Regions from separate parts of the Homo sapiens genome. Here region 2 is linked to region 1. Evidence: read pairs that join two places in POLR2A ChIA-PET (ENCODE). Cell type or tissue: Panc1. All regions are shown on one strand.

Region 1 (2,500 bases):
TAGTGGAATGGTCAGCCTCTTTCTCAAAAGATCTTGAATTGTTGATCACAATGAGTGATCCTGCCTTGTGTCCTAGGGCCAGCCTCCTTTTTGGGTTGACCTAGCCAGAAAAATATCTCTTATTAGAGTTCACATCAGCCCTGACAGGGCTTGGATTTTTGTATTAGACAGGTGCTTGTCAAAAGAAAACCCAAGACGGAGGGAAAGCCAGATGTGTAGGTGAAATTGCTGCACCCTGACCGATGATATGCCAAAATTCAGAAGCAAAGATGATATAGCATCCTGTCTCTCAGGCCCCTTTAAGGCTGTTGGCTGCAGAATTGATAACTACAGTGGGAGACTCAGCTTAGTCTCTACAAAGGGAACATGGAAAGACTGTAGAGTGTTTTGCCTGGAGATATTTCTTTGGAGGAAAAACACCAGGGAAGGTTTAGGAGACATGGCTAAAGACACTTAATGCCATTGTTAACTAAATACTAAGAGATAGAATACAGACAGTGGTGAGTGACTGTTCTCTAATGTCTTAGCTACTGTCCCCTCAGGACAGAGAGATTGTCACTAGATTAATAACTCCTGAATGCCCAAGGTAGGATGTTGGGTTCACAGCCCAGGAATCAATTACAGACCTTGTTAAAAATTAATGATGTGCACACTGAAGTGTTTAGAGATGAAGTGTCCTAATGCCTGCAATTTACTTTGACATGCGTTGAAAAAATGAGTTGGATTGATGGATAGATAAACGGAGGATAAACGCATAGATTTGTGATAAAGTACATGTAGCAAAATCTTGACAATCACAGGATCTGGGTGGTAAGTATGTGGGTACAACATTTCTGTATGTCTGAAATTTTTCAAATAAAACGTTGGGGAAAAGTACCAATCCCTGGGCTACCCAACAATGATTTTGATTCAGTGAGTTGGTGATGAAGTCTAGAAATTATTTTATTTTACTTTTTCTTTTGTCTTATTTTTTGAGATAGCATCTTGCTCTGTTGCCCAGGCTGGAGTGCAGTGGCGTGATCATGGCTCACTGCAGCCTCAACTTCTTGGCCTCTAGCGATCCTCCCACCTCAGCCTCCTCAGTAGCTGGGACTACAGGCAGGTGCCACTACACCTGGCTAATTAAATTTTTTTTTTTTTTTTTTACAGACCAGATTTCGCCATATTGCTCAGGATGGTCTTGAACTCCTGGGCTCAAGTGATCCGCCTGCCTTGGCCTCCCAGAATGCCAGGATTACAGATGTGAGCCACTGTGCCTGGCCTGAAGTCTAGTAATTTTTAAAACTTTGCATGTTATTCTGCTCATGAGCCAAGTTCGGGTGCCTGTGGAACAGCTATATTCCTCAAACTAGATATGCACCCCAGTCCCTGGGGATTCTGTCAAAAGGCAGATTCACATTCAGCAGGTCTAGGGTGGGGGGCCTGACATTCGGCACGTCTCACAAGCTCCCAGGCGATGCTGATGGTGCTGGTCCCTGGACGCCCTCTTGAGTAGTAAGGAACAAAAGGACTCTCCCCTGTTCTTTTCAGCTACGTAGCCCAGTGGTTCTCCACTTAGGCTTCACACTGGAATCATCCAGGGAGTTTTAAACTATAGTGATGCCTGGCGGTGTCTTACTCGCAGAGCTTCTGGTTTGATTGGTCTAGGTTGCAGCCTGGGCAAGGAGATTTAAAAACTTCTCAGATGGGCCAGGCATGGTGGCTCAAGCCTGTAATCCCAGCACTTTGGGAGGCAGAGGTGGGCGGATCACGAGGTCAGGAGATCGAGACCATCCTGGCTAGCACGGCGAAACCCTGTCTCTACTAAAAATACAAAAAATTAGCTGGGTGTGGTGGCGTGTGCCTGTGGTCCCAGCTGCTCGGGAGGCTGAGGCAGAAGAATGGCCTGAACCCGGGAGGCGGAGCTTGCAGACAGCCGATCGTGCCACTGCACTCCAGCCTGGGCGACAGAGCGAGACTCCGTCTCAAAAAAAAAAAAAAAAAAAGGTTCTCAGATGATTCTAATATGCAACCACTGACTTAATAGCATGCAGTGAATCTGTGGAATATTAAATTGTAGGAAATAAATTTTTGCACAGAAAGACACTGCCAGCCCTCATTACTCAGGTGTGCAGGAGCTTTCCAGTAACAATAGCAGTAACTAACAGTGAAAGGCTCAAAATTACCTCCCCTCAATTCTACTTAATTCTCCTCATAATGAGAATGATTAACAGCCAGCATTTATTGAGTGTCAAGCACTTTACATTCATTAGATCATTTAATCATCACAGTAACCTGGTGAGGCAGGCATTATTATCCTATTTTACAGATGAGGAAATTGAGCTTGATTGAGTTAAGTGACTTGCCCAAGATGACAGCAGTAATAAGTCTTGGACAGAGATTGGAACTGGGTTTGCCTGACTTCAAAGCCCATATCCTTGAACCATTATATCATTCTGTTGTCTTCATGATCTACGCCAGGGGTTGGTAAAATATAGCCCATAAGCCAAATCTGAACAGC
Region 2 (2,500 bases), 190 kb after region 1:
CCTTTGACTGAGCTTTCTGTAGCTGGGACTATTAAAAGGGACATCCTAGCCGGACGCAGTGGCTCACGCCTGTAATCCTAGCACTTTGGGAGGGTGAGGCAGGTGGATCACCTGAGTTCAAGACCAGCCTGGCCAAAATGGCGAAACCCCGTCTCCACTAAAAGTACAAAAATTAGCCGGGCATGGTGGCAGGTGCCTATAATCCCAGTTACTCGGGAGGCTGAGGCAGGAGAATCACTTGAACCTGGGGGGTGGAGGTTGCAGTGAGTGAGTCGAAATCATGCATTGCAGTCCAGCCTGGAAGAAAGAATGAAACTCTGTCTCAAAAAAAAGAAAAAAAAAGGCACATCCTTTGGTGAAATACATTGAAAACTGTATTAGTCAATTTTTACACTGCTGATAAAGACATACCTGAGACTGGGTAATTTATAAAGAAAAAGAGGTTTAATGGACTCACATTTCCATGTGGTTGGGTAGGCTTCACAATCATGGTGGAAGGTGAAAGGCACATATTACATGGTGGTAGACAAGAGAGAAATGAGACCCAAGTGAAAGGGGTTTCCTCTTATAAAACCATCAGACCTCGTGAGACTTATTTACTCCCACGAGAACAGTATGGGGGAAACCACCCTCATGATTCAATTACCTCCCATTGGGTCCCTCCCACAACATGTGGGAATTATGGGAGCTACAATTAAAGATGAGATTTGGGTGGGGACACAGCCAAACCATATAAAAAACCTTCATGGTGTGTTTGGACCAAGTTATTCCACTTCCAGGAATTTATCTTAAGGAAATGATCAAACATCTGCACAAAGATATGTGCAGAAGAAGATTCATTACAGCATCATTTGCAATGACTAAAAAATGAAAACAGTATCAGTGTCCAATAATATCAATACAATGGAATACTAGGCAACCATTCAAAAACAATACACACTTATTTCCTGACATGGAAAGATATTTCCAGCATTTTTCTATGTTCTAAGGGAAAAGGAAGTTATGGAGTAATATATATGATGCTTGCATATAGTATTTGTATATGTAAAGGAATAAAACAACTCTAGAAGGAGATGAGAGAGATCATAAGGCAGCTCTGAAGTCTCCATGGAGTTACCAGACAGGCTGGCTGGCTCAGGATGTGGTGTTTTCTTCATGAATTCTAGAGTTAAGCATTGCTTTGGAATTGCTGGAAGGAACAGGAAGTGCTATAATACATATACATATCTATCTCTCTCTCTCTCTCTATAGATATATTTAAACAATTTCTGCCATAACTGTGGACTAACAACATAACGGAATGAATAGTTAAATTTACAACGTGCTGCCGGGCGTGGTGGCTCATGCCTGTAATCCCAGCACTTTGGGAGGCCGGGACAGTCGGATTACCTGAGGATGGGAGTTCGAGACCAGCCTGACCAACATGGAGAAACCCTGTCTCTACTAAAAATACAAAATTAGTGGGGCGTGGTGGCACATGCCTGTAATCCCAGCTACTCAGGAGGCTGAGGCAGGAGAATCGCTTGAACCCAGGAGGCAGAGGTTGTGGTGAGTCGAGATCGCACCATTGCACTCCAGCTGTGCAACAAGAGCGAAACTCCGTCTAAAAAAAAAAAAAAAATTTACAATGTGCTGAGGCAAAGCAATTTATTTATTTGTTTTGAGACAGGGTCTTGCTTTGTTGCCCAGGCTGAATACAGTGGCACAATCATGGCTCACTGCAGCCTCAACTTCCTGGGCTCAAGCAATCTCCTACCATAGCCTCCCAAATAGCTGGGATTACAGGGGTACACTACTACACCCTGCTAATTGTTGTATTTTTTGTGGAGATGGGGTTTCACCATGTTGCCTTGGCTGGTCTCAAAATCCTGGGCACAAGCGATCCACCCGCCTTGGCTTCCCAAAGTATGGGATTACAGGTGCGAATCACAGAGCTCGGCTGCAAAACAATTTTAAAAAATTCTTAAAAGAAGACCAGGCGCGGTGGCTCATGCTTGTAATCCCAGCACTTTGGGAGGCCAAGGTGGGCGGATCACTTGAGGCTAGGAGTTCGAGACCCAGCCTGGTCAACATAGTGAAACCCTGTCTCTACTAAAAATAAAAAAATTAGCCGGGCGTGGTGGCAGGCGCCTATAATCCCAGCTACCCGGGAGGCTGAGTCAGGAGAATCGCTTGAACCTGAGAGGCAGAAGTTGTGGTGAGCCAAGATTGCCCCATTGCATTCCAACCTGGGCAACAAGAGGGAAACTCCATCACACACACACACACAAATCTTAAAAGAAAACATCCTCCACTGTTTTGCCCCTTGCCTTTGTTGACCTCATCTTTGTGCCTAGAAGGCTTCATTTCCCCATGTCAGTAAAGCGTTATCCATTCTCAAGTACAGTTAAATTCCCTCTGCAGGGGAGGATCGAAGGATCTGGAGCTGGAGGTTCCAGGTTTGTATCCTCCTTCTGCCCTTTACTAAGCTGAGTTTCCATCTCTGTAAAAGAAAAAGGGG

Evidence for each region. Peaks named below come from ENCODE experiments on the same cell type or tissue, not always from the same donor. Only the 100,000 strongest peaks of a DNase experiment are listed, where the experiment ranks them.
Region 2: POLR2A ChIA-PET joins it to region 1 with 5 read pairs; 3 of 35 experiments call an interaction of 5 or more read pairs at or near these places.

The regions. Positions count from the first base shown.
Region 1 is chr17:72,383,787-72,386,286 of GRCh38, reverse strand. No RefSeq gene overlaps it. Among named protein-coding and RNA genes, the nearest start is that of LINC02003, 42 kb to the right of the region's middle. In Panc1, no CTCF peak of the experiment used is centred here; no DNase peak of the experiment used is centred here; H3K27ac peaks cover 417 bases.
Region 2 is chr17:72,193,732-72,196,231 of GRCh38, reverse strand. No RefSeq gene overlaps it. Among named protein-coding and RNA genes, the nearest start is that of SOX9, 74 kb to the right of the region's middle. In Panc1, no CTCF peak of the experiment used is centred here; no DNase peak of the experiment used is centred here.